2 separate regions of the Homo sapiens genome follow, and region 2 is linked to region 1. A link is an interaction called in ENCODE POLR2A ChIA-PET data of the cell type or tissue named here. Cell type or tissue: OCI-LY7. All regions are shown on one strand. Links, peaks and the distances in the headings refer to the core of each region. The heading gives the core; the rest is flanking DNA.

Region 1 (15,369 bases), core at 4,091-9,090:
TACTATGAGAAAACAACAACAACAGATCAAATGACTTATCAAAAGTTACAGAAATAGGCAGGGCACGGTGGCTCATGCCTGTAATCCCAGCACTTTGGGAGGCTGAGGCAAGAGGATCACTTGAGGTCAGGAGTTCGAAACCGGCCTGGCCAACATGGTGAAACCCTGTCTCTACTAAAAATACAAAAATTAGCTGGGTGTGATAGTGGGTGCCTGTAATCCCAGCTACTTGGGAGACTGAGGCAGGGGAATCACTCGAACGTGGGAGGCAGAGGTTGCAGTGAGCTGAGACTGTGCCACTGCACTCCAACCTGGGATATAGAGCGAGAATCCATCTCAAAAAAAAAAAGCTACAGAAATAAAGTCAGAATTAAGTAAAGTCTATTCACTCCAATTTCAAACCTTCTATAACTAAAAATGAGATTATATTTAGGTGACTGAGAAAAGAGCATCTTGCTGGGCGCAGTGGCTTATGCCTCATGCCTGTAATCCCAGCACTTTGGGAGGCTGAGGCAGGAAGATCACTTGAGGACAGAAGTTTGAGACCATGCTGGCCATCATGGCAAAACCCCATCTCTACTAAAAATATAAATATCAGCTAGGTGTGGTGGCACATGCCTATAATCCCAGCTACTTGGGAGGTTGAGGCGTGAGAATCACTTGAACCCGGGAGGCAGAGGTTGTAGTGAACTGAGATTGTGCCACTGCACTCCAGCCTGGGTGACAAAGTGAGACACTGTCTCAAAAAAAAAAATTAAAAAAAATAAGGAACTAGCCTCTTGATTTCTTATCTTCATTGGTCAGTGTGCTTCAGAACACATATAAAAATATTTATTATTCAGAACCTGGACTAGATATTGTAGGCAATACAAAGATGAGTAAGATACGCCACCTTTCCTGAAGAAGTTAAAAATGTAGTAGATATAGTAAGGTCAACAAAAACACAATGTAGAGTTGGTACTTGAGACTTATAAAAATGCTTTAAAGAAGGATAGGGAGAGCTTAGAAGATAATTTCTAGTCAAGGGAAATCAAGAAGTCTTGCTTAGAAAAAGAGACATTAGAATGTCAGTAAGTAGAGATGGGTTAGAAGGGTATTCCAAGGAGAAGTAAGAGAATGAAAAGCACAGAGGTAGGAAAAATAGGACATGTTTGAAAAACAGCATATAGTAGTTTGTCCACAATGTAGAGTACACGTAGAAGAGTAGTAAGGCAAAGCTAGAAGGGAAGGTTAGGGCTGTACCACGGAGGGCTGTGGATGTCCACATGGAGTCCTGCCTAAATATTCAACAAGGGGCTTTAAAAAAGCACAATCAGTAACTTAAGGAAAATTAACTTAGCAGCAATATATATGTTAGAATTAGGTGACTGTAATGAGAGGGCTGAGCCAGTAGAGTATGAGGGAAAAGAATGGTGGCAAAAGACAAATGAAGAGGTAGAATCTTAATAGACTTGAAAACTGATGGAAATAAGACAGGAGAGAAATCAAATCTGGAAACTGTAATGCTAGTATATTGAAAAAACACTGTAAAGTAGAAAAGAAATGAGAGTAAGTTTAAATGTAGGCATGGTTAACTAGAAATGCTGGACTCTTGAGGAACAAGATGAATTCCAGCCTATACTCTATGAATAATGGAACTAGGAAAGATGGGCAGTCCTGGTGCTGATGCATGCCATTTGGGTTTACTTAGATTAAGAAGTGAATTTGCCCTCCCTGGAAGGATTTAAGAGTATATTTTTAAAAGATGCCATGAGAGCAAAGGAGGGGGAAGGGAAGGAGTGCGGGAGGGAGGGGGAGAGAGAGAGAGAGAGAGAGAGAGAGAGAGAATGTGTGTGTGTCGTGTGTGTGTAGGTGTTGATGGTTGTGGTAGTGGCAGTAAAGATCCACATGCAAAATCCTTTGGGTATGTTCAGTCCTTCATAAACTAAGCTTGAATTATACTGACCTTTGAAAGGAACCCAAGGCCTTTGAATGGGGACCTGCAGATTAATTTAAAAATCAAGGTAACTGAAAAGTACTAGTGTTTTCCTAATGAGGAAAAAAAAAACAAAAAACAAACAAACAAAAACAAACCATTAAAAAAACCTAAATTTTAAACTCTCTAAAAATAAGTCATATTTTGTATAATTTATAAATTCTAAAGCATTTTTCTAGAATTTATTTGGAAAATAGGACTATTTGTATAAACACACCACTGGCTCTCAGTGTATCACTAAAATGTGATGCTTTGCAATAGTCCCTGATTTCTAAAAGAGAAAAATCTGCATTTTAGTTTCCCAATGGAACATCAATAATTCATTAACCACATTAGTAATGATTTCAAAATGTTTGTGTGCTTTAAAAAAGAACATTTGGTTCGAAACATACATTTAAACTATATTAAGACTATCTGATTTAGAATAATGCATTAACATCATTACCAAATCAGAACAAGACTTCCTAATATCCATCCATTTATAGTCTAGCCCCAGGGAAGCACTGAGCAGTCAATATAAACCTCAACTCTGCACATTAGAACTCATATATTAAACTCATTGACAACCCACTTAGGTCCTTGTTCACAGCATATTTACTCCTCCTTTATACAGAATTCTAAAAAGTATGCATTTGTTTTCCAAATTAACAGTAAAAACACAATATGAAATTTAAAAACAGGAGTCAGGTCCTGCTGACAGAGTGAAAAAAGACAGAATGTGAGAATTCAAGAATATGAAAAGCGCTCCAAAGGACTAATGAGCGTGGACTCTGAAGCCAGTCTACTGAAGTTCAGCCCAAGCTCTGCCATTTACTAACCAAATAATGTTGGGAAAGTTACTTAGTAACTCTGTACCTCAGTTTCCTAGTAAAATAGAAATTGTCTAACAGTTAACTTCACAGGGTTGTTGTGAGGAATAAAGGAGTTAAAAGCATATAAAATAGGAAGAACAGTGTCCTGGCACACAGCATTCTCTCAATGGAGGTTAGCTATTATTATAATAAATGAGATGAAAAAGAAAACCTCAAAAATTATACAAAAAGTAAATTTGAGGTTTTATAATATAGAAGCAAACAAACGTATGCACTTAAATTGGAGAGCAACAAAGAACAGCAGAACATAAGAAATTTTCCTTGTGGTAACTTTCCATCATGAAGAAAAGTTCAATTATGATCAGTATACACTGCTTAAGAAGGCACAAATGTGGAAAGACTTTCTTGTTTTTGTAATTCAAGAGGTACTTTCCAAAAATCTTAGAACACATGATTTTTTAAATAATTATGATCAGTATACACTGTTTAACAAGATAAAAATGTAGAAAGACTTTAATTTTTTAATTCAAGAGGTAGTTTCCAAAAAATCTTGGAACACTTGATTATTTTTAACAATTAATTCCTAAGAATTAGAGGTCTTACTCTCTATTTTTGTTAATATGTGGGCATCCACAATGTAATACTTTATAATCTAACTACACGGTCTCGAATTATTGAGAACATCCAAAGAAGTCAAATAAGCAGTTGTTTGTCTTAAAATTCTGGTGAACTTTTTTTATTGGGCCTTAGACTCAAACTGGCACCTCAACTTTAATGACTGTCTAAAGTCCTATTATCTGCCATTTGTATTATAATTTCTCCTTGCCTTAATGGTGTATTTTAATTTTTAACTCCACCAGGTGTGGTGGCGCATGCCTATAATCCTAGCACTTTGGGAGGCTGAGCCAGGAGGATCACTTGAGTCCAGGAGTTTAAGACCAGCCTGGGCAATACAGCAAGAACCCCTATCACAATTTAAAAAGAAAAGGAAAAAAAAGGTAGCCTGGGCGTGGTGGCTCATGCCTGTAATCCCAACACTTTGAGAGGCCGAGGTGAGAGGATGGCTTAAGCCCAGTAGTTCAAGACCAGCCTGAGCAGCATAGTGAGACTTTGTCTCTACAAATAATTTTTAAAAATTTAGCTGGGCATGGTAGCACGCGTCTGTGGTCCCAGCTAACTTGGGAGACTGAGGTGGGAGGATCGCTTGAGTCCCAGCGGTCAAGGCTGCAGTCAGCTGATTGTGCCACTGCACTCCAGCATGGGCAAAAGAGCGAGACCCCATCTTAAAAAAAAAAAAAAAAAGTTATTTGTAACTCTCTTGGTCATGATTTTACTTTTCCATTTTATTTCTCACACCCACACAATTATTTATGCAATTAGGTGGGCTTTCAAAATGAAATTCCTAAAAACTAAAATAATAGTTTTAACAAAGAATAGACATTTTATTAAACATGAAATAACATTTTGCCTTGGGTAAGTACAATAGCAAAGTTTAATAATTAGCAATAGTATCTTATTATGTAAAACCACCTGTCACATTAAATCAAACAACAGACTTTTCTTACCATTTCTGTGTGTAAGCATTTCTCTCATTTCCTCATGGTCACATGGATGAGTAAAATCAAACACACTGTGTCCAGTTAGTTCAAACTGTAAACACATTTTTAAAAATTAGGGCTAGATCATAAAATCATAAAAACATATAGAAGAGCTCTTAATATGTGTGCATTTTACCTGAGTTAATCCCATGTATTTGTTCACATTATCAGAAATGTAAATCATGTCACCATCATCTGTGAGAACCATAACAAAACCATCCAAGGCTTTCAAATAAAAGCAATTCATCTGTGCTTTCATGTCATCTTCAATATCCAAATCACCTAAAAAGGGCACAAGAAGAGGAAAATAATTAGTTAAAAAGTTGTACTTAAATGATATAATATTTAGATGTTTTTACAAAGTTTTCTCGCAGACACTTTATTTAATATATACAGCCATTTCAACACAGAAAAGTGCAGGCCAGAAGCTAGAAAAACTATAATTAGATGTGCCAGCTGCTTTTCATGATTAAAGTAATGCAGCAAAGCAAACCATAGAAGAAGAAAGAAGAGTAATGTTTTTTATTTATTTATTTATTTTATTATTTTTGAGATGGAGTCTCACTCTGCCGCCCAGGCTGGAGTGCAGTGGCTTGATCTCGGCTTACTGCAAGCTCCGCCCTCTGAGTTTAAGCAATTCTCCTGCCTCAGCCTCCCTAGTAGCTGAGATTACAGGCACCTACCAGCGTGCCCATCTAATTTTTTATATTTTTGGTATATATGGGGTTTCACCATCTTGGCCAGGCTGGTCTTGAACTCCTGACCTCATGATCCACCCGCCTCAGCATCCCAAAGTTCTGGGATTACAGGCGTGAGCCACCGCGCCCGGCCTGAGTCATGTTTTTTAAAGGAAGAAAGGTAGATGGAACAGGAGAAAAAGGGGGGAGGGGAAAAGCCAGTATCTTATTCCTGACTAAAGCTTTAAAAGCAGGTAATAAAAAGGATGTTATATTAGAAAAGAATTGAGAGTATGTTTAAGAGAATAAAGCAAAACAAATTATGTGCATAAAGAATGATTATTTCAAAGAATAACTGATGAGAAAAAAATGAAGCTTGATAAAAATAGTGAGAATTACAGAAAAATTTTTAAACGTGTACATATCACAATATAAAGAGGTATACAAAATCAAAACATTGCGACCACCTTCTAAAAATAATTTCTATTTACTTCTAACTTCTAATTTTCAGGCCTATTTATACCCTTGTAAAATAACTCACCAGCATCCAGAAGTTTCCTCACACGCAAATAGCTGATGGTAAGCCTCATCACAGAGGCCTTATCAAGATGCGAACTCACATTATGTGGAAGTGGCAACTGATGAGCAAGCTCATAAAAAACTTCAGATTCTTTACTTCGCCGAGATCTGGCTGCATCTCGAGACTTTTCTTTTCGACGTTCAGAACTTATCCTACTTAACAACAACAAGAAAAACACGAGATGGAAAGTGTATACAAGTTAGTTTGCCTTAACTTGAATAAAACTTTACATTTCTGCTTATCACAGAAGGATTAGAAGATGCCATGTAATTAAGTTACATGGAGATTTGTCTACTAGATTAATGTACTTTTATAAAGGGCAACTATACAAATTTTGGATTACTGCACACATAAGGAACTCTCACAAAAAGTCCAAAACCAAGCTTTAAACCTGTCGGAAGCAGGTGTTTCCTCCCCAGCATATGTAATTGGAGAGAATGTTTTTATTTTAGGCAAAAATTTAAAGTAGCCTGTACATCTAAGGCTGTACTTCATAGAATTCAAAAGTAGTCTCAATACAGAGAAACCACGATTAAGGCTAGAGAAACTACCTAAAGTTGTACATAATAACTTGAAAACAGGAGTTGTTAGCAGGTAGAACGGTAATAGCTACAAACTGATTTCTACTTGTTTCTTTAGACTCCAGTACTTTCTCACCCTTTTACCACATGAATAACACTGACGATAAGCTATAGGAACTGACATTAGCAGCTATAAGCCAGTGCAGGTTGCCTCCTCCCTTAGCAGCCCCTTATCTATTACTGGCACAACAGGTGCCAAATAAATGCAGGAATATGGAAGAAAAAAAGCTGTGGCACACACAATATCCAGAATTTAGAGGGATAGGTTAGCAAAAATAAAGGTGTCAATACAATGACATATCTTCAGGGAACTCTTCCAAGAAGGAAATCAGAAAGATTTTCATTGTCACACCAAGCAAAAGCTGTCTTCCTTTGCTTAACTGCCTAGTGACATCTAATAGCTTGTTGAATAGCAACAGTTTATTAAAGGTTACCATGTGCCAACATTACCCTGTACTAGGTGCCTAGTTCTCTCACAACCTGTAAATAGGTTAAATATTGTCCCTATTTTACAAATGAGGGAACTGGCGTTCAATAGGTTAAAAGTAGCCATTATGTAGCAAATAGGATTTGAACCCAGGTGTTTTAAAGTCTTTGCTCTTCCACAGTATTTCTCTTCTTAATGGGGAATGCTGCTTCTACTTTAAACACTCACATGATCTCCTATGCCCCTCAACTCACTCCTGTTAAATAGATTCTTCACCAAATGTTAAAAACAGCTATTATGATTTAGTGAGCATTGGGCAGTATGCTAAATAAGGACTTTTAGCCAGCATTATTTTACTTAATCCTCCTTACATCCTGTGAATGAAGTACCGAATTGTCTCCACCCCAAATCTCTCCTCCTTCCAAATGATCTGCAAAGTTGAAAGGTACAACCATAGAAGCAACATTCTGGAGTAACAAGCACAGTTCTCAGCAAATGCTCTTGTTACAATATAACATGTTGTATTGTGACAATACTGATACTAGTTTTAGTACTTACTCAAGTTTGTGTGTTTATAGGACTTTTATACTTTAATAAGGAATGTAAGCATGTTATTGAACTTTGATAGAAAAATTTCAACTCAAGCATCTAGATCAATTTAACTTGAGTACCTTGAAATTTACGGTGAGCTATTAAAAACTATTATCTTCATCTGGTTAGATGGTGGAGGAAAAAAAGGAAGAAACTATTATCACTTAAAACTAGTTATATGAATCTATATGAACTATAACTAGTTATATGAACTAGGATTTTCTCAATGCTGTACAATAAAAAAAAATTAGTCACTGAGGCTACATGAAAATGCAAATGCCAGCAGTCTGTAATTTTTTCATTTCACTGCATTGTTCTCTGTAAATGTTTTCAATTTAAACTTAAAAATAAAACGTAAGACTTGATCTGTATAAGCAGAAGAGTAAAATAAAAAAACAAGTATGATGATAATAACTCCAGCATACACTGGAGTTCCATACACCATTCCCAGGATGGGGGGGTATCTAGCAGGTCCCTATTGGCCCTAACAGAAAATCTCTCACTTCCTCCCCAACCCCCTTAAGTTGTAGGTGACAGGCAGTGATAGCTGTGGGAAATAGATTTCTATCTGGTTCAAATAAAGCCTCTAAAATAGAGTGATGGTCAATTATCTCTTGTTAAACCTGAATATTAGTTCAAATGCCACAATCATTCCAGGCGTTCTTTGTTACCTAGGCTGGTCTTGAACGCCTAAGCTCAAGCAATTCTCCTGCCTCAGCCTCACAAAGGGCTCAAATTACAGGCTTGAGCCATTGTGCCTGGCCAAAGTGTTCAGAATTTTATAAGCAACTTACTGTATTTTTTCTGAACCACTCAACTGATGTAAACTACCAATAAATGACTACCCAAATGAAACACTTGGTGAAAAAATTGAAAACCTTATAATATGTGCTATATATGCTTTTTTTTTTTTTTAATGGAGTTCTGCTCTTGTCACCCAGGCTGGAGTGCAATGGCAAGATCTTGGTTCACTGCAACCTCCACTTCCCAGGTTCAAGCAATTCTCCTGCCTCAGCCTCCTGAGTAGCTGGGATTACAGGCATGTGGTACCATGCCAGGCTAATTTTTGTATTTTTAGTACAGACAGGTTTCACCATGTTGGCCAGGCTTGTCTCAAACTCCAGACCTCAAGTGATCCACCCGCCTCGGCCTCCCAAAGTGCTGGGATTACAGGCGCGAGTATATGCTTTTAAAGGGTATCCAATCAAGCTAACTATGGTGATGGAATGTCTCCAGTTCCTCTGTAATACACGTATCGTCCAGAACTTCAAAGATAGCAATGACTATCTAAGGAGTGGCAATAAGTGTCTAAGACAAATCCATTAGAAATTTGAGGTTAGATAAAGCATCTAAAGGACAGTATATTTAAAAGCTAGTGTAGACTGAAAATAAGACTGAATTTTGGAAGAAAACCAGCCTTCAAGAAAACAACTAATATAGAGTTGACAAACCTATATTAGATGAAGGTGATAAAAATTATTATGTCCTTTATCACACAATGAGTCTAGACAGAAACCAATCAAGGGATCTATAATAAAGATTTAATGGAAAAATCTTCATGATATTCTTCATATGTGACTACTGGAGGTCTTATAACATTTCTAAGTAAGCTTAAAGCTTAAAGCTAAAGCTTCTGAAGTTCTTGTGAGTTTCAGCATTTAAACTGCCCGGCTTCTTGTCTAGTCACAGGAAGGCTAATTTTATCAGTTTTATACCACAGAATTACAGTACTGACCAAGAATTATTTGTTAGACCAGGGGGTCTAGGTCCCACAGAGATGAATCCTGTACTATTTGTTTTACTGCTTACATTGCACAACAGAAGATATGTAGATCAGAAAGAAGTACATTTTCCACATGCAAATAAGGTCACTATATTTCTCTAAATTTTATAAATTGCATCTGTTTTGTTTTTAAGTACAGGTCAAGTGAAGTTCTTCTGCTGATATGTTCTGCTACTGCATAAGGTACTATATTTCAGTTAAGAGTACAGTTAAAACAGTTTGTTTACCCATTTCTACAACTGTTCTAGAACTAAAGTTGGAGTATACTACTGGCAAAATAGCTCAATCTTTGTGGTATTGTAGTTTTTACATGCTTACCATTTTATTATTTAACATACAGTATTAGACACAAAAGTAACAATTATATCTTGAAATTATTTTGTATAGGAAATATATTTAGAAAAATAATTTTGAGCCCGTCTTATTAAGCTTCTTGTGTACAAAGTTCATGAATAAGCAAGAGTTGTTTTATAGAGAATGTCTATTGTTCTTCAGATTAAGAACATAAAATATTTAGTGCTTTGTAGTAGGTCAGTAAAAATTAAAAAAAAATAAAAGGACACAAAATAATTGTAGGCATTTAAAGTCATCTTTTCGTATTGCACAAAAAGCCTGTTAGCATTCCTAATTGTAAAAATATGTGACTTCAAGAACTGAAGTTAAACCATAACTATTTAAAATGTGAGCAGATTATCAGATTTACTTCTAATAAAGTTAATGTACCTCAATTATGTTATTTGGTGAAATAACTCTTTCTGGCCTTGAAGGTACAAGTTGGTTTTTGTTGTTTTTGCACTTGCGTCAGTATTTCTACAGGACTGACATTCTGAAGTGAAATTTCATGATATAAAAAATGTGCTACTGAAATTTTTTAAAATACACAATAGCTTTCCAAATGGTTCTGTGCCCATTTTTGTCTCTGCCAGTTCATGAATGTGTATATCAATTCCCCCATGCACTCTGCAATATTATATATTACGCATCTTTTTAATCTTATTAATTTCTGCTGAGCTGATAGGTGAGAATTATATCTCATCATTTTAACTGCCCTGCACTTCTTAAAGTCTCAGGCCCAAGAAAAATGCAAAGAAAAGTTCATGTTCACTCTTCAGTTGGCATTTTTGCCTGCAGTTTTATTTTCATTTTATTTTAGAGACAGAGTCTTGCTCTGTCACCCAAGCTGGAGTACAGTGGCATGATCATAAGCTCACTGCAGCCTCGAAATCGTGGGCTCAAGCAATCCTCCCCCTCCCTACCTCAGCCTCCCAAGTAGCTACAGGCACACGCTACCATGCCCAACTAATTCTGTTAAATTTTTTGCAGAGACGGAATCTATGTTGCCTCGACTGGTCCTGAACTCCTGGGCTAAAGCGATCCTTCTGCCTTGGCCTCCCAAAGTGCGAGGATTATAGGTGTGAGCCACCCAACCTGGCCTTTGCCAGTATTTTTAAATCCAAACACCTATGCATGGTGCTTACTAATAACACAGTGGTATTCTAAACATTTTTCACCTATTATTTAATCTTTATTATTATCACCATGTTACAGATAAGGACCCTGGCTAAATAGCTTACCCAACATTACTCCGTTAATAAATGGTAGAACCTGTATTTCACTCAAGCAGTCTGGTGTCCACGCGATTAACACTAGACTATGTTGTCTCTCAAAAACTCATCCTGATTACCAAGGCAAGTATTTGTAAGTCTAGGCTATTATTATAAAGTTCGAAATTTGCCTACTTCACATGCCAAAGACATAAAGAAGGAATTATAGGAGTTGGCTTCAGAATTTAGGACTTGACCTAAGCTATTCAGAGAAACTCAGAACCAGGCTCTTTCTTGGAGTTTGCTTATAAATCCAAAATCCTAACTGAAAGGCACCTACAATGGTAATAGATGCTCTCTGCTCTACTGTCCAGCAGCTCTTCAAAGCAAGGTAATCCCTTCCGGTAATGCCAATCATTATGGCGAAAGAGTCAAAAGATGGTAATTCAGTCTATACTCCCAGTAGACTTTATTTGTACAGAGCAGCTATTTCAATATCTAAGTTCAACATTGTTGGTGTTTTACTTGCTCAACATTTGTCTAGCAGTCACAGAAACTGTTTTTTTTTTTCCTGAGACGGCATTTCACCCTTGTTGCCCAGACTGGAGTGCAATGGCGCGATCTCGGCTCACTGCAACCTCTGCCTCCTGGGTTCAAGCAATTCTCCTGCCTCAGCCTCCCGAGTAGCTGGGATTACAGGCGTGTGCCACCACGCCCAGCTAATTTTTGTATTCTTAGTAGAGATGGGGTTTCATTATGTTGGCCAGGCTGGTCTGGAACTCCTGACCTCAGGTGATCTGCCCACCTTGGCCTCCCAAAGTGTTCGGATTACAGGCGTTGAGCCACTGCGCCTGGCCCTTCCTTGTTGTTTGTACTCATTTTTAAAGTTATTCTAACTTGTATTAGGCCAAATTAATGAAGAAAGGCTTAAGTTTTTAAAATATTAAAAATATTTTAGATCTATACCTAAAGCTAACACACATACTATAATGATGCAGTCTCCTAACATGAGGTGATTTTCTGAAACTAACTGGTTTTTAAGTGGGAAGGGTTTTGTCCTCCAGAATTTTGTATAATGGTGGCATAAACACTGGAAGGTAACTCTCAAGGTCTAATCCTCAAGGTTTTTAATTCCATCATTTCCCACAGGAAAACAAATGGAAAATCCACCAAGTTCTTGGTTTGTATTTTGCAGCATATTTGAAGGAATTTTAGGAACTGAAATACCAGCAAACGAATAAACAAAAAGTATAACACCATCAGTACTTACTAAAACAACATCTCACATTTCCATAAGAGAATTCAGTTACTGTTCTTTTTCCTTAAATGGCTTTGAGCATTGTCTTGCTGTTTGCATAAGACTGTTTACTAACCTGAGTGTTTTCACAGATTTGGGAAGCTTAGATTTTTGAACGTTCCAGCAAACATTCAATTTGGTGTCAGCTTGACATTAAGATATACTCCTTACACACAGCTCTACTCTATATTTCACAATGTGCTCAGTTAATCTACTTTGATTCTATTTTTATAAATCTAAATAATCTCCTATTGTTTTGGAAAAAACTCTCCAACAGCTTTTTTCCCCCCTCTGCTCCCACACCACAGCAATCAACAACACAGAAGACAACTTCTGCAACCCTATCGGGAGAGGAGGGGTTCTCTCCACCACCAGGTGAGCAATCAGTTCTGCAGCGGACACCAACTGGGTGTCCTTCAATTCAATTCTAACACTATCTACCTGGAGACAGTGTCAGGTTGAGGGCTCAGTCCCCAAGACTGCCCCCTCAACAGGAGTTGCAAGTCTGGCCTCAGGAACTTCTGACTGACAGGCTTCAAAAGTTGGGATTCTCACAAACCCATCTTTGCTGGAGCAGCTCACAGAACTCAGGGAAACATGTTTACCAGTTTATAATAGAGGATATTAATAAGGATACACATGAAGAGATGTGTAGGGCGAGGTATGGGAGAAAGGATGCATCTATCAAGTACCATGCACTGTGCTAGGTACTAGAAATATAGTGAGAAGTAGAATAGCCTTTGAGCTTAAATGGCCTCCCACTCCTTAGTCTACTGAAATAGTCACCTAATGCTTTATTCCCAAATGCTTGTCTAGCTGCATCGTGAAGGACATTCAACATTTCAAATTCCTAGGCCTCACTGGGAATTTGAATCTGTAAATTCTGATTCAGTAGATCTAAGTCAGGATCCCAAAATCTGAGTTTTTAAAAACTTCCAAGATGCATATGATACGTAAGTTTGGGAACCACTAGCTGATCATTATTGCTAACCACTGTTACTCTGCTTTAATTTCTTTCTGAAACCATCACCATAAAGATCCTTCCGAAGTAAAGAAATTTGGCATTATGGCCTGATTAAAATCCCATTAAATGTACACAGGACAAGGTCTAATTATTTAAAAGGAAGCCCTCCCTTACCTAGTTCCCTGTCCACCTCTTTATCCTCATCATTTTCCACATTCTTCAGCCACACTGCAGTTACTCAAAAGCACCATAGTATTTCCTTTCTGGCTTGCTTACTCTACTCCTTCTGCCTGGGGTACCATTCCCAATATGTGGCTTGGTAAATTTATAAGAGAAACTTTTAAAGATTTAATTCAAACATCATTTTGTTTCTGTTTTTTTTTTTTTTCCTCTGGCTTCCAAAACTGGTCCTCTCTGGTAGAACTGATCACTCTAGTTATTTGGCTATATTAATCTTCCTTCACAATGCTTAAAGATTCTTGGGGGCAGGAAACTGTCACACATTCATCTTTGTCTTCTCAGTAGTGATGTGCGTAAGTTTGACTTTGACATATTTGCCCCAAATCTGCTATGACTTTGATTTCTGGCACAGGAAAAGCTGACTGCCCTTTCAACATTCTTTTTGGGAATCCCTGATTTGTGCTTTATTAGTGCTCCTAATCATAATTAACCAGCATATCAATGTTAGTACTATTAAATAAACATAATATTTGAATTTACTACAATTATCTGGATATGCATTTTCAAGTATAAGCAAGCATACTAGATATAAGTTACAGTGAAAATCTTATATTCTTTTGTCTCCCTGTTTCTTTGCACCCCTGTAATCTTTTTCTGTAACAGCAACTAGAATAATCCTTTTAACAAGAAATCAAGTCATATCACTCCTCTCTGCTTAAAATGGTTTTTGCCTCATTTAGAGTAAAAGCCAAAGCCCTTCCAATAGTCCATATGGGCCTCCACAATGGCCTCATTACCTCTTTGATCTCACCTTCTACCACTTTGCCCCCTTTGCTCATTCTGTTCTAACCATACTAGCCTCCTTACTGTTCTTAAAACACTTCAAACACATTGCCTCCTAGAGCCTTTGCACTAGTTGTTCCCCTTGCCTGGACTACTGCTACCCTAAATACCCACAAGGCTTGCTTCTCCACCTTTTTCAAGTCTTTGTCGCAGTCTCACCCTCATTGAGATTCCCTGATCACTGCCTCCATCTTGGTCCTCTTGCCCTGCTGTATTTTTATGAAAGCCTAAGTACATATCTTACTTGATTATTTTATTTTCTATCCCACCAATCCACACCTTCACTGGAAAGTAAGTTCCATAGAGGCGGAGACTTTTGTCTATTTTGTTCAATGAACATCCCAAGCACCTAGAACAGTTTCTGACACATAAGAAGTATTCAATTATGTGCTGGCTGAATGTATGAATTAATAAGTTGAGATTCGATCACTAGTTGAAGTATAAATATATATTTTTGCAAGAATAAATGCTACAGTAACTGATTATGACAGCTAATTCTGTGTACAAAAACAACCATTTATTTATCTAGCCAAGTTCCTGGCACAGAAAAGCAGCTTAGTAAATGTTAACAAATGAATCGTGGAATAAATGTGAACACAGGCAAACACAGGCATTAGCCACAAGGTAAACATCAGAGCCAGCAGAGCCAGCAGTGTCATCTTCCTGAAGTAGAAAAAAACAGCTATCAATTAAAACAATCACCCACCAGTATAACAATGAAGAGTATCACCATAAACCAAGGCAAATAAATGATCTTGCCAGGAAAGAGATTTAGAGGTGTAAAGAGAGAGCTGAGAAACTAGAAAGCCAATTTGCTGAAAAGAGGTTCAGTGTTTAAGATTAGTTCCCTTATCGCTTTCATCTACACTCATGTCTTTTACTGTTTTGTCCTAAGCAAATGTGGTCAGGAAAATGTGTGAGTTATAGTTAATGTTCTTAACCAATCAAATTACTAGCCGAGTGTAATGGTGCACTCCTGTAGTTCCAGATACTCAGGAGGCTGAGGCAGGAGGATTATTTGAGCCCAGGAGTTCAAGGCTGCAGTGAGCTGTGATTGTGCCACTGCACTCCAGACAGAGCAAGACACTGTCTCAAAAAAAAAAAAAAAAAAAAAAAGGAATACTTAAACATCTTTATCATCTTTATGTTTTCCGAACCCAGGCAGAAACAGGAGTTTACTAACTTTGGTTTCCACAGTCTTTTTCAAGAAAGTGCTGTCACGAAGTTTTCATTAAGTTGATACCTAATCCTATTGCCTTTTTTTTTTTTTTTTTTTGAGACAGAGTCTCGCACTGTTGCCCAAGGCTGAAGTACAGTGGTGCGATCTCCGCTCACTGCAACCTCCGCCTCCCAGGTTCAAGCGATTTTCCTGAGTAGCTGGGGTTACAGGCGCCTGCCACCACACCCGGCTAATTTTTTGTATTTTTACTAGAGATGGGGTTTCACTATGTTGGCCAGGCTGGTCTTGAACTCCTGACCTCTTGATCCGCCTGCCTCAGCCTCCCAAAGTGCTGGGA
Region 2 (15,369 bases), core at 4,993-9,992, 220 kb after region 1:
TCCCTCTCACTTATTTTTGCTTTTGTCAGCTATGCTTTTGGTGTCCAAGGGAAGACGATTTTAGCAGGGCAATTTAGGGCTTAGACATGTGCATTCACCTTCAAAGAAAACAGTCTGTGGTCATTCCATTTGAAGACTCCATTGCCTGAGAAGAGGCTTCATGGATGGCCTCTGCCTGTAGGAGCTTTCTTACTGTTCCACACTATTTCATTACATGCCTGTTCAAGAAGAGCCAGTGACCATAGGGAAGATCAGGCAGCCAGGTCCCTGCTTCTTAGCATTTTTTTCTTTTCTTGGTAGCCTGAGAATAAAGAGCCCCAGGGCAGTTAGTTCAGGGCTGCTTCCATCCTTCATGGAATTCTGAAGAGCAACTTTCTGGAAGAGTGGTAGGGGGAGGGGTTGGGTAAAGAAGAGAAGACGAGCTTTCCAGAGAAACTCATGCGAGAGTCCAGGGGGGTTCACATTTGGTTCAGGAGGGCCAGCATTGCACACTAGAAATAGCCCCCATCCCTGGACTGGCCAGGACATCACTTACCCACCCCCCTGACTTCAATCAGAGCTGGGACTCACAACCCCACTGATGTGAGGCCTGCTTGGTGCACCGAAGTTCCTCCTGCTGACTCACACTGAAGTACCGCCGCAATATGGAGAAATTCCATGACAAAAGAGAGTATTCCTGACATTTTTCCAAGCACTCAGATTTTCCAGTAGATTGCACTGAGCACAGTATTTCTGTCATCCAAACTGCGTAGGAATAGCTCAATGTTTCCAAAGTGAAGTGGAAAAACTCACTGTGGTAGTAAAATTCTAATGCTGCTCTCTTTTTCTCCGAGACCCACAAGGGGACCTATTGAAATGTAAGACTGAACCAGGCCTGGTAGGCATTGATGTGGAACTAAAGTATACCTTGGGGACTCTGGAAAAAGTGAATATGTGACCAGAGCCAAATGCAACCTGGGGACACTTCCTGTGGGTCTGGCCCGGGGCTCCTCACCTTTCTTAACGGAGCTTTAGGTGAATGGATATGCAAGTCCCCTCTGGTTAGAACCATGAGACAGGAGTGTCCCCATTGGCCTCTACTCTGAAGGTATTTGAGTTTGAAACCCCAGATAAAATACTGCTATAGACTGAATGTTTATGTATCCCCAAAATTGGTATGTTGAAACTTAACCTTCAATGTGACTGTATTTGGAAGTGGGTCCTTTGGGAGGTGGCTAGGTCATGAAGGTAAAGCCCTTGTGAATGGGATTAGCGCCCTTAGAAAAGAAATCCGGCTGGGCGTGGTGGCTCATGCTCCTAATCCCAGCACTTTGGCAGGCCAAGGCGGGTGGATCACCTGAGGTCGGGAGTTCGAGATTAGCCTGACCAACATGCAGAAACCCCATCTCTACTAAAAATACAAAATTGGCCAGGCGTGGTGGCACATGCCTGTAATCCCAGCTACTCAGGAGGCTGAGGCAGGAGAATTGCTTGAAGCCGGTAGGTGGAGGTTGCAGTGGGCGATAGAGCAAGACTCCACCTCAAAAAAAAAAAAAAAAAAAAAAAAAAAAAGAAAAGAAAAGAAAAGAAAAGACAAATCCTAGAGAGCTCTCTCACGGCTTCCACCATGTGAAGTCTCAGTGAGAAGGCAGCTATCCGTGAACCAAGAAACAGGCCCTCACCCGACACCAAATCTGCTGGTACCTTGACCTTGCACTTTCCAGCCTTTAGAGCACTGAGAAATAATTTTCTGTTGTTTACAAGCCACCCAATCGATAGTGTTCTGTCATAGTAGTCCAATGGAGTAAGAAATACTTCAGACATTCAGCAATGAAAGAAGTGGGGAGAGAGGTATCTGTCTCTTCACTTCCTTCAGCTCTATGAAATAAAACCACAAATAAAAGCTCACTTATTTCCTTCCATGTAACTTTCACAATTGGTAATTACTTTTACTTGTTTGTGTGCTTACACTAGAATGCCTGCTTCCTGTGGGCAGGGAGCAGGCCTATTGTGGTCACTATTATATCTCCAGGCAAAAAATAGGTCTCAATTAACATTTGTTGAATGAGTAAATGAATGGATGGATGGATTAATAAATGAATACAAACCTATAAAGTTACAGACAAATTTATACCTCATGTAAATATATTAACATCTCATATAAAGGACATAAAACAAGAGGCGTAAGGGAAAGGCAATTTCCCCCAGTGTGTCTCTGAAACTAAGGTAGTGACTGATGTTAAAAAATAAATCTGTTCTTAATGCTTTAGTTACTAAATTTCCTATTTCTGAACGAGAGGAGAATACTCCATCAAAGGAAAATGCTGGAGAAATTCCCCTCCTACAGAGGGACCCCTCTCAATTTGTAAAAACACCCTTTTTTGTTTGGTTCTACCATCTTAAAGAAAAAAAAGTAGAAATGCAGACACCTCTTTGTATGATGACCATGCAGTGTACCGCCCAAAATGGGCCTCAGACGGCTGGGTGCGGTGGCTCATGCCTGTAATCCCAGCACTTTGGGAGGCCGAGGTGAGTAGATGACTTAAATTCAGGAGTTCAAGACCTGCCTGGCCAATATAGTGAGACCCCATCTCTACTAAAAATAACAAAAATTAGCCGGGGGTGGTGGTGAGCACCTGTAATCCCAGCTACTCAGGAGGCTGAAGCAGGAAAATGGCTTGAACCCAGGAGGTGGAGGTTGCAGTGAGCCGAGATCGCACCACTGCACTCCAGTCTGGGCAACAGAGCGAGACTCTCTCAAGAAAAAAAAACCCAATAAACAAAATGGGCCTCTGAGAGTAAAATGGGTCATGAAGGGGGATTATGGGAGCAAACTGGGACTTTTCTGGGCAAATGATGACATGGGGTCTGACCTACCTCTGCAACAGGTAAGTTAATCTAAGCTCATTCAAAGTTAAAACAATTTTTTAAATAATTCTTCCATTTAAAATGTGTTGTTAATTGAACCCTTCTTATCTTGAACTCTGATGAGTTTTTATCTTGAGAATTAATTCTTGCAAAGTAAAGTATCTTGAGCTTCTCTGGTAAGTTTTTGATTCTAGAGTTATATCTTAAAACACAAAGTATAACACAGGTCACTTTCCCTGGATGATATATCAAGTGAGATACTGTGAAAATACTCTGCATGGTAAGCCCTCGACTCTACCTCTTTCTTTTTATGAAAACAGAATACATGGCACAAAGCACAGCTGCCCCTGAGACATGCTTCAGAGGTAAAGCGCTTTGTAACAGATTCACTTCCTTTCCCAGTGCCACAGAACAAAGATTACACTCAGCCTTCCTGGACATAAAAACTTCAGTTTTTCCCATTCCTCCTGCCAAAGCTGAAATGCCGAGAAATGCTGGGAACCTGGCCTGTGATTATACACACTTCATATTTTACATTCTGAAACCCCAAGGAATAAGCTGTTGAGAACAGAGTCCTATTTCTTAAATGGCAGTTGAACAGATACAACGCTCAAGCTCTGTTGAGCGTGGCTTAGTATTTGCATAGGCAGAAACAGACAAAGACTGCACAGATTCTGCCAGTCTGTGGGCACCTTCCCGGCATATGTGGCAGACCTCAGTTAACTTTTCTCACTTATTTCTGTTTGGTTGTTTTTTAACCTTCTGAATTACTCAACCAGATTCTTACAGGAAAAAAAAAAAAAAAACCACTAACACACATACAAATCAGTCACAGGGAAACTCAGTTACGGCCTCTGACGGGTTTGAACCTGTCTATTTGCAAATGAGAAAACAAAATTTCAGTGTTCTTTAGGCCAAAATAGTATCTACCCTGCTCCTTGGTGCAGCAATAAAATGGACAGCCCCACAGTAATCAGATTTTGGGTTTGCTTTTGTCAAAATTTTCCTCCTCAGTTTTGTAAGTTGATTTCACCGCCACAGTATATTTTTCTCAATTCCACCTTCTGTGTAGGAGTCAAAAAAAAAAAAAAAAAAAAAGCCTGCTTCCCTTCCTCTCTTACATTCATTCCTTTCCTTCAAGAACCAACCCAAGAGCCACACATCCCCCAGGAAGGGCTCGAAAGGGTGAATTCCATGACTCAGTGTCACCTGCCTTCCTCTGCTGCTCGGCCCCATTTCTTTGTCAAAGGAGTGTTAAAATCCTCACTCGGTGAACTTGGGAAAGGCAAGCTTCTAGCTGCTTGGATTAAAGACTGAATACCCCCTCTTGCTTCATTTGCAAGATTTGGGGCTGCTCCCATCTGTTCTTAGAGGGCAGGAGCTCATTTTTAATTTTTTCTCTCTTGACATTATTTGGGACAGCGCCCATAGAGAAAGGTGTTTGAGAACTCCCTGGTGAATAAGCAGTCCACTCTGTACAACAGAAGGCACTCTATAACCACGGTAGAAGTATGTGCTGCTACTCTTTAATCCAGTTATAAATAATGACTGGTGCAACTGCTCTACCTGGAGCAGTAGTGCTGGAAAGAAATCTTTCTTTGTAGCTTGTAACTGCAATAAACGTTTATAAGCCTGTTGCCTGATCTGAAAAAACCAGCACTTTCTCCAACAAGAGATAGCAGAATTATTTCCAGGACTTGAACTGTCACCCATAGACCCTTCTGATAAAAGAAAAGATTGAATGGGCATGGTGGCTCATGTCTGTAATCCCAGCACTTTGGAAGGCTGGGGTGTGCGGATCACGAGGTCAGGAGTTTGCGACCAGCCTGGCCAACATAGTGACACCCGTCTCTACTAAAAATACAAAAATTAGCCGGGTGTGGTGGCATGTGCTATAGTCCCAGCTACTCAAGAGGCTGAGGTAGGAGAATCACTTGAACCTGGGAGGTGGAGGTTGCAGTGAGTGAAGACCATGCCATTGCACTCCTGCCTGAGTGAGAGTGAGACTCCATCTCGGAAAAAAAAAAAAAAAAAGAAAAGAAAAGAAAAGAAAAGAAAAGATTGCCTACCTACTACCTTTCTTTAAGGATTTAGATTTCATCTCTCTAAAGACTTAGGAAAAAATCTCTGTTCTTCAGGTAGATAATATACCACCATTTGTTTTTCAACAGGAGACATTCAAATGCAGAGCTTGCATATGCATAGACCATTTCTGGAAGGACATATAAGGACATGTCTTGAGGAAGAGGAATTGAGAGACTGGGGACAAGGGTATGAAGAGGATTTAGCATTCACTGTAATCATTTTAGAACAGCTAAAAGTGTCCTTTTTATGTATATGCATTAATTTACATTTTAAAATTAAATTAAAGTGACACTGCTCTTTAGTCAATAAATGATACTGTGTTTCCACCCATCTTCTCATCACTTACTCCCCACCATGAATTCCTGCAGACAAATGTTGGCTCAGTTGCTAGAAATAAAACAGAAATGAAGACAAGAAAAAAGAAATATTGCCATGCCCTGTGCCAGAAATTGAGGGATAACAAATGAAATGAACAAAAAAGAGCTCAAGATGCAAGCCCTTATGTAGCCATGACAAATGAGGAAACGTACGAGACTCTTGGTGTAGCTTTCGCTACTGCTTTTTTTTTTAATGGGATTAAAATGAGCACACATCTCTCTTTTTTTCATTTATTTGTCTATCAGGGACAAACCATCCAGGTCAATATATGTAGATCTAATGTATTCTTTCTTTTAATTGTTGCATAATATTCCACAGTACGGGTATAACCATAATTTATTCAACAATTTCCTTATGGAATCTGTCTTTCAAGTAAATTCATTGTTTAATTTCCTTCCCTGGATCACTTTTCTTCTTAACAACTGATAATGTATATGGAGGATTTGCTGATGTCAGACACTGGAATAAGCAAGCCACATGAATTAATTTTCACTGTAACTCCATGGAATGGATAGTACTGTTATCCTCATGTAGATTAAGAAACGGAGGCTTAGAGAATTAAAGAGTTGGTACAATATCACAGAATTACAGTACATTGTGGGGGTAAGTTTTAAATCTAAGTTTGACTTCAAAGCCTCGTTCTTAACTGTAAGCCAATACTGTCTCATTTTCATGCTGTTCCATGCAATCAACCTGAGTCTGTGGCCAGTCTTAAACATTATCCTGGTATTTCCAACTTTGAGATGGACCATTTGAAGGAGTTCCATAGGTACCTCTATTTTGACATACCCAAAGGTGATTTTCTTGTCTCCCCCATCCCACCCCCGTGCTCAGCCCATGTTTCATCTTTGGTAATTCACCCTTGAGCAAGTCACAGATTGATTTGAGAGGAAAATATCCACCTTTGCAGAGTGGGCTGTGCACAGAGATCCTCAGTTCTGGGATTTATGACTACCTTCTCTATTTTCATGTGCACATACAGGCTGAAGCTATACTCTCAAATGGATGCAGGAATTAAATTCCTGAGATCCTTACAACAGGAAAATTTAAATATCCTTTTTTGAGATCACCACACCAATTAACTTTCCACCGTGCTTGCTACTCTATAGTCAGCATCAACAATATCCAGTTAAAGACCAAGGATGGGCATGGTGGTTCAAGCTGTAATTCCAGCACTTTAGGAGGCCACAGTGGGAGGGTTGCTTGAGCCCAGGAGTTTGAGACCAGCCTGGGCAACATAGCGAGACCCCATCTCTAAAAATATTACAAAAATTAGCTGGGTGTGCTGGTACACACTTGTAGTCCCAGATACTTGGGAGGCTGAGGTGGGAGGATGGTTTGAGCCCAGGAGCTCTAGGCTGCAGTGAGCTGCACCGCTGCACTCCAGCCTGGGCAACAGAGGGAGACCGTGTCTCAAAAAAAAAGACCAAGTCTTACCCAAAAGAAGTAACATGAGCTATAATAACATAACTCAGTTCAGTTAGCCAACTGCTAGTTCAGATAGTTCTGATTTCGTAAGAGAAGAACGTGACAAGTCAACCGGATATTGATCCAAGTATCTAGAATGCCTAATAACATGGATGGTTTATGGATTACTGAGAAATCAGTAATCCTGAAGAAACAGCCAGAACGAGCGACTATCAGGCTAATAGTATTTCCTTTGTTAACAGGTAAACTAGATTGGGAGACCCAGACTGCCTTCACATATCTCCACAGCTTTCTTGTAAGAGAGCTGTATTTTTTTTTTTAAGTCTACCCCTTATAGGTGGTCCAGAACCAGTGAACTGAAGCTACTGGGAAACAATGTTTGAGTCAACAGAAAGGCGAAATTTCCAAAAGCCGTACATCCCTGAAAGTGGAGGAAGTATAAGTTCCTCTTTGCTTATAGGTGTTTAAGTACGGAAAAAAATGACTGCTCGGCAGATGTTGGATATTCATGCTTTGAAAGAAGAAGGGTATATAACTTTGAACTCCATTCCAGCTTTGAGATTCTAGAATTTTGTCAGCGGAACACAGTAAATTTTGACGCAAATGCCAAGAACAGGGTAGAGCAGCAATTCTGTACGTGAAAGCACAGGCTTACATGGCTACTCTGGAGGCCAGAGGAGCAGTGAAAAGGGAGGAGCAAGATGTGAGGGGCCAGGCAGTCAAAGCGCCACCTTCCCATTGCTGCACCAGCCACACACCTAGCAAACCAGACACCCCCAGGACACTGTTCTCCAGGGTGTGGGGTAGTTTGCCTGTTAGGTTTCACTAACTTCTCTTTGCAACTGAACTGAGAAATTCATCATGTGTGAGCATTTTCACCAAAAAGCAACAGAGCACTTGTACCACTTCACATTTCTACTTACAAAGTTTACAGAAAAGTACAATTTGACATTTGCAAGACAAAGGAAAAAATTCCCCTTTCAGGGACATGCTGCAAACTATTTATCAAAAGGTACACTCTAAAACCACAGTGTACTCAGCTTTTTTTCCTGCCAGGCTTAAGTACTGGGATCTAGGAGAAGGATTTGGTCTCAACACACCTCAAAATAGAGCTCCAAGCCTAACATGCATGGCTTAATGAGCCAAACGCATGACAACGCCTCGGTCTAATCCTTGGTTATTCTCTCGTGCCTGTCTACTGTGTGTTCCACTGTAGCAGGAGCTGTTTTCCTTAGGGCTGAAATCATTTCCGGGTAGATTTGGCACTATCAAACCAAGTAGCTGCAAAACATGTTGCTTAATGTAACTGAAAACCCCAAACACGTGTATGAATGAATGGCTGTAATGGACTGAATGTTTTGTGTCCTGCCAGAATTCATATATTGAAGCCCTAAGCTCTAATGTGATAGCATTTGGAGGTAGGGCCTTTGGGAGATAATTGGGGCTAGGTGAGGCCACAAAGGTGAGGTCTCATGATGGAATTTGTGACCTTATAACAAGAGACACCAGAAAGCCTGTGCTCTCTCCATCCCCTCACCGCATGAGAACACAGCAAGATGGCAGCCACCTTAAAGCCAGGAAGAGAGCCCTCATGAGGAACCAAATTGGCCAGCACCCAGATCTTGGAATTCCCAGTCTCCAGAGCTGTGAGAAATACATTTCTGTTCAAGGAATCCAGTCTGTGGTATTTATTATGGCAGCAGACTAAGCAGTACTGAGCAGACTAAGACAATGGCTTTGTGACTTCTGTAGAACTGGGTTTCACAGACAAGGAGTGGTCACGGCGTGAGGCTGGGGCTTGACAGAACTTAACTGATAAAACAGCAGGTTACCAATTTCTGACATCATGTTGAAAAACATAGTATCACATGAGATCACTTCTAAAATAGCATTTCTGCCCAGGTGCGGTGGCTCATGCCTGTAATCCCAGCACTTTGTGAAGCCCAGGTAGGGGATCACTTGAGGTCAGGAATTTGAGACTAGCCTGGCCAACATGGTGAAACCCCGTCTCTACTAAAAATACAAAAATTAGCCGAGTGTGGTGGCGCATGTCTGCAATCCCAGGCACTTGGGAGGCTGAGGCAGGAGAATCGCTTGAGCCCGGGAGGAGAGGCTGCAGTGAGCTGAGATCAAGCCACTGCACTCCAGCCTGGGTGACAGAGTGAGACTCCATCTCTAAATAAATAAATAAATAGGATGGCATTTTTTTAATGATAAAAAGACAACACTTGTTCAATACAGAACATTTGAAAACCATCAAAAAGAAAATAAAAATCACCTATATTACCTCAGACAACAACTGTTGATGTGCTGGTGTTTATCCTCCTGTAATTACTTTTCTCTACAGAGAGTAAAACTGACTGATGGGATGAAGTCTTTCTTTGGGTAGTCTCTTCTGATCATAACTGCCATTACACTCATGTAGTCAGTTTAAAGAGCCCATCCTCTTATACTGAAAAGGACACTCCTGAGAAGCAATTCTACTTTGAAGACACTCAATAGTTTCAATGTGGATATCCACAGCCTATAATATCAACACAGAATCACTGGGTGCCTATGGGGGTGTTTGGGGACTAACTGAAAGGGGCACTAAAAACTTTCTAGGATGACAGAAATGTTCCATATAGTATTTGGAGTATTGATTACACAATGTGTACATATGTCAAAATTTATCCAATTGTGCACTTAAGATCTATGAGGGGAACTAGAAAAATGGCACCAATACCCGTCACTGGAACATGTGTTTGATGCTTTTCCCAAAAGTGGTAGCAAACAGAATGTTTAAAAGTGAACATCACTGAGCATGTACTACATACCAGGCTCTGGGCTAAAGGCTTTACATGCACCTCCACATCACAAATTTAATTCTAACAACCACCCTCAGGTGAGTATTTCCAGGACTTCCATTTTATCATTGAAGAAACTGAGGCTTAGAGAGGTAAAGTAACCTGATCAAGATCCCACAACAGAGAAGTGGCAGAACCAAGACTGGAAACACCCAGGTCCATTCTACTCAGGAGCCCCAGCTCTTATCCACAATGCCAGCTCTAAAAGTCGTTAATTTGTGTGCCTTTCCAGGAATCTGTTCTAAGGAAAGAATCGAAGTCAGATCCAAATAAATATGTATGAGGATATAAATGCATCACTACTACAGATGTGCAAACATCCTTTTCGGTCAATCAGAGAAACTTTCCAGAAGGCTTTCATTTATTTAAAAAAGACTGCTTTGAGTTATGAGAAAATCATGGGTTTGGGCCAGAATAAGACAATCAATGGGCAGCTCTTCCCAAGCTGAGTGTCATATCATAGCGCTGTCATGAGGAGTAGGTGAGTTAATGCAGAGAGCTCAGAATAGAGCCTGGCTCGTAGTAGATGCTCAATAAATGGTAGCAATCATAATATATTCTCAGCCCTGACCTGTCATCTTAAAATAAAAAAAGCGTAGAATTTGAGGCCTTGGTCAATTCCATGAACACCTAAGAACACCTAACTCTCCTGTCATTGTCCTAGGGGCTGGGCTTGGACAGCCACAGTCCCTGCCTTCATGAACCCATATGCACAGGGGCACAGCCTATGGAAAGCACTAAGGGAAGGGTTTCACGGGATGCCATGGGAACAGAGGGGGCACCTAACCTAGATGGAATCTGGAGGGTAGGGGAGTCCAGGAAAGGCTTATCAGAGGAGGTGATGACTAAGATGAGACTGCAAGAATTGGTAGCTGGAAGCTTGGCAAAGAGATGGGGGAGCATTCTAAGCAGGGGGAAACGTGTGGAAAGGCCTGATGGGTGAGGGAACTCAGCACCTGCATGGATTCAAAAGGATATCATGGAGTGGAATTGTAGATTCCACCACATACTGTGTGACCTTGAACAAGTCCTTTCACTTCCCAGAGCCTCAAATATAGGATAATGTCACTGACCTTTGTCTGCAAAATAAGGATAATGCCACTTACCTTGTGCAACTGTCATACAGAAGATACAATTAAACAGAGGAGTTTATCCTTACAGGACAAATGCTCAACACATGTGGTTAGCATTCTGTATTGCAGAAAGAAAACAAAAAGGCTTGGGCCCTCGACGCCCATGACGCCCGAATTCATCTGCTCCAGCCCACTGGTCCCTCTGCTGCTCCTTGATCCCACTGCGCACTCTCCCTCCAAGGACTTGGCCTAGAACACTCTTCTCCCAGATATTCACATGGAGCTGCCTCCTCCCATCCTTAGGTCTTTGTTCATCTGCTCAAATGTCCCTTATCAGAGAAGCTTTTAAAAATCTCTGTGTCAAACAGTAAATCTTTGTTACTGAATTTTATATTGCTCCTACCAAGTTTTTTATCCATATACTGAATCACCCTAACATTCAATATATTTTTGTCTTTTGTCCTACTTTTGTGTTCTTTCTATATTTTGTCCTACTACTTGTGCTAGAAGTTAAGCTCCCTGAGAGGAGGGGGTTTTGTCTGTTTTATTTCCTGTATTTTTCCAGAGCTCACAGTAGCGTCTGGTACACAGTGAGTGCCCAACAACAAAAAAATTATTTGTTAACGGAAAGAACAAACACCCCAAGCTCGAGGGCAGGACCTGTCTTTATTCTTCTTTTACTCCCTAAGAGCCTGACAAAGGTTTGCATTGGGTAGACTTTTCATAAACATTTGTTGAACTGTACAATTCAATTACTTTTTACAAATGGTTGTGTTCATTTAATACATAAAGATTAAATGACTGTATTTTTCTTGTTCAGCAAATAAATCCAAGATTCTCTGTAATTATAATGAAGCAATTGGTTGCTTGGTCAATTTGGTGGGAAGAAGAGCAAAACTGGTGGCCTGGTTTCATTAGCTGGTGAAAGCCACTAACACATTTATCAATTAGTTCCAAATAGTCACAGCCTTCACTGATGAAAAGGCCAAACCCTGAGGAGGTATGCCAGGATCAGCATTCTGGTTTAATATATGAAGTACAGAAAAATGATCAAGGTGTCCCAGGACTTAAATGTCTATCTGTTATAAAGTTAGGTCCTTTGAGAAACTGCATTACTGGGATTACACCCTCAGGATGTTCACTCCACTAATGGTCTGAAAAGGTTCTTGAATCTCCTCTCAAATTAACCATCAAACATCTGCTTTAATACCAGAAGGCGTAAACTCAAAATGAGGTCAACTGCTTCCCCTAAACATTAGAAACTGTTGAAATTGAAGCAAAATGCCAGAGTATAGTCTTCAGGTTGTACAACCTGTCACATATGCCCTAGGACTTCCTAAGAAAATTATCTCAAGGGTTTATGGTAAGTTCATGGTAAGTATATCAATCACTTGCAATTCCAAAATATTGTGAAAATACAGAGAAAATGATTTGGTTTCAAAGAAAAGCATGACCAGAGTTTACTATAGAGACTGGTCTTCAGAAGGTTGATTTTTACAAGCTAAAACTCCAATTTCTATGAAGAATTACCTGTTATTCAGGCAGTGTCTTGAGAATAATTGCTGCCTATGCCTATGGATACCAAGAAAACCCAAATCAGGTGACAGCACATATGCAAAGATAACCTCTTATATTGACACGGCATGTTCCAAAAAGCATTCGCATTTCCACTTCCATCTGATTTGAGTTTTACAAGGACCCTGCTGGGAAGCTGTGTCAATGGCACCTCCACTGTACAGATGGGCCAAAGGGCTAGGGGCATTCAGCAACCTGCCCACATCCCCAGGACCAGGGCTGGGTCTAGCATGCAGGGCTTCTGAAAACCATGTCCAGCATTCTTTCAGTAGGAAGAATATATGTAGCGTCACACACATACTCTAAAGTAAGTGATCTTTTTCTATACTTTTATGGAATTATATTTTTAATACACTGGCACTTTGGGGATACTTACTCTAAATGATGAACATACCAATTGTTTCTATAACCCTGGAGCCAAATTTAGGCAGATTTCTAATGGAGTCTGGTTCCCCAGGGTTCTGTCCTTGACTCACACTGTTCCATTTAAGAGACTCCTATTGGGTGATCTCATTCAGTCTCGTGGTCTCAACTAATAGCTATGTCCTGATGACTTCCAAATATTTAATTCAGCCCATCCTCTTTACTGAGCTTCAGACTCCTATGCCCCTATCCATGGAGCATCTCCACTGGAGTATACCTCAGGCACCTGTCATACAACCTTTCTAAAACTTCTTCCTCTTTTGCCTAGACTTCTTCCTAGGCACATGATCTCTCCTAGCTAATGGCACTGCCATCCACTCAACCTTCTAGCTAAACACCTGGAAATGATTTCCGGTTTCTTTTTTACCCTGAATCCACCCAAATACTAAGTCCTATCAGCTTTACTTGCTATTATCTCTTATGCCTTTCTCATCAGCCCTACCATCACTGTCTTAGTTCAGGTCCTCATTATCTTGTTACTTGGAACTCTGCAACTGCCTCAAAATGAACCTCTCCCTTGCAACCTGGCTGCTGCTTACCATGGGTATGTCCACACATGCCATGCCCCCCACCCGCACGTAAAAGTAAAATATAAATCCACTCATGTCATAAGACCTGCTGAGAATTCTTCAAAGGTTACCTGCTCCATAAAGCCCAGACTCCCTGGCATGGAATTTGTGTCTGACACTGCAAGTTTTCTATCAAATAATGATTCTTTCCCTTCTTAATAATGGAATGCTGATTTTTAGCTGGAACATGGCCACTTGTAATACTGTATTTCTTGGCTTTCACTGGAGCTAGACTCAGCCATATGATCAAGTTCTGGCCAATTCCATGGTAAGTACTGTGTGGAATTCCAGGAGGCCCCTTAAAGGGAGCTGACTCAGTTTGGAGGAATGCCCTCTAGCCCTTCTTACTACATGGAATTGGAATAGAGAGATGATTCCTAGATCTTCAGCAACCATTTAGACAAGGACGTGACCCTGTCTACAGCAGAACAGAAAGCACAGAAATCTGGGTTGCAAATGACTCCACGGAGCTTCCATGGCGGGGCTGGACTACCTACCTCCAGGCTTTTCATGTGAGAGAGCACTATGTTTCCATCTGGCTTAAGCCACTGTCATTTTTATGTTTCCTGTGATAGGCAATGGAGCAAAGTCCTAAGTGACCCAGAATTCAAACATCTCAAGAACAGTAAGTGCTTAATACTTCATTTCTGCAGCCTCCTCTAGCCTTCCCTCTTCCCATGCCTCCAACTTCAGGCTCCAGTGCTACCAAAGTTCCTGTCATTTTCCACTTTAACTACACATTCACCACACTTCTCTGCTTTGCTCAAACTTGCTCCCCTACCTAAACACCCTCCTTATCTTTGTTCAGCTTTTAACTCTTCACACTCAGCTCAGGCATCACCTCCTCCAGGAAGTTTGCCTGAACATCCATCTTAGGGCAAGTGGCCATTCTGTCTGCTCCCAAGATACCCTGGGAAAACTCCAATTTTGGAACCCAGCTGCCATGACTTATTAATGGCTATCTCTCTCACCCCACAGAAAGCGCCTCAAAGGGCAGACATCTCATCTACTCATCTTGTATCTACACCTCCTAATGCAACATCCGGCACTAGGTGGCAGCTCAGGAAATATGTTCTGATCTCAACTGGATTTTTCTCACTGCAATGGAGTAAACAGGGTTGAATGCCTCAAAATGTCTTGGTTTGCTCTTCATGCCAGCTGTAAGTTGAAGACTGAAACAAAATTTTCTAGCCATATTTTTGTTTTCCTGGAGATGGAAAGCAAACAGCAGATGAGTCATCCGAAGAGAATATCCACTATGAGAAACAATTTTTGGACGTTTCACACCTGAAGTCCCTCATCTGTAAAAGATAACTTGGCCCTTAGCAACGTTTGAGGTCTCCTCTGGCTCTAATATTTTATAAACCCATTGTTGAGTATAAATGCACAGACCTGGACACAGAGAACTCACTGTGAATAGATGGCTCCTCCAGGGATTGGCAACATGACCGGCCTTACCTAACCTTCAAATAAATTATTTACAAGGAGTGTTTAATAAAATCTTGAAGTCATCAGCTGACTGAACACTGTAGGATAATAAAATGCCAAGTGAAGTAAGATACGCTTCCTAGACTCCAGCCAGGCTGGCCTGCTCTAAAAACCCCTGACCTTGCCACACTCCTTCCTGTTACTGGGCATCTATCTGCGTTTGCTGTTTCTTCTGTCTCAAATGTTCCTTCCTTCCCTCTTTACCGTGACCTCAGCCCAAGAGTCACTTCCTTATAAAAATCTTCCATCTTTCCCTAACTGGATAGAATCACCCTATTCTAGGTTCTCATTCACTGCATTGTATTTCTCCTCTTCATAGCACTAGTCATGGTTGCTACTTTTTATTGGTATAATCATTTGATTGACATCTTTCTCCCTCACTGGATCATACCCTCCACTGGCGAGTATTTTTGTTTTTGCTCATACCATTACATCCATATCCTTGGCAGAAGGGTGACGCTCAACAAATACTTGTTAAAAGATCTCCAGAGGCCATGCAAGGGTGCAGAACAGTGGCTGATGAGTTTCACTACGGGAAAAGGGAAGACCCCATTTGAGGGAAATGCTGAGCTACTCTAAGAAGCTGGAAAGCTCTGAGCTCTCCATCATATCCTTGAAGAAGGATCTTGGAAGTCAGGAATGGTGGTCACTTTCTGG

The links. Peaks named below come from ENCODE experiments on the same cell type or tissue, not always from the same donor. Only the 100,000 strongest peaks of a DNase experiment are listed, where the experiment ranks them.
Region 2: POLR2A ChIA-PET joins it to region 1 with 6 read pairs; 15 of 35 experiments call an interaction of 5 or more read pairs at or near these places.

The regions. Positions count from the first base shown.
Region 1 is chr14:61,710,807-61,726,175 of GRCh38, reverse strand. HIF1A (hypoxia inducible factor 1 subunit alpha) reads right to left here. Exons shown (of 15, transcript NM_001530.4): 2 at 5,604-5,794; 3 at 4,522-4,667; 4 at 4,353-4,437. It overlaps HIF1A-AS3 (HIF1A antisense RNA 3), which reads left to right. Exons shown (of 3, transcript NR_144368.1): 2 at 9,159-9,207; 3 at 10,348-10,618. Among named protein-coding and RNA genes, the nearest start is that of HIF1A-AS1, 23 kb to the right of the region's middle. RefSeq lists an enhancer at 6,388-6,437. In OCI-LY7, for the core only: no CTCF peak of the experiment used is centred there; DNase peaks (open chromatin) are centred at 5,695 and 6,065; H3K4me3 peaks cover 3,491 bases; H3K27ac peaks cover 3,992 bases.
Region 2 is chr14:61,491,578-61,506,946 of GRCh38, reverse strand. The region is part of intron 10 of PRKCH (protein kinase C eta); the gene reads right to left. Among named protein-coding and RNA genes, the nearest start is that of PRKCH-AS2, 46 kb to the left of the region's middle. RefSeq lists an enhancer at 187-759. In OCI-LY7, for the core only: no CTCF peak of the experiment used is centred there; a DNase peak (open chromatin) is centred at 5,066; H3K4me3 peaks cover 66 bases; H3K27ac peaks cover 1,013 bases.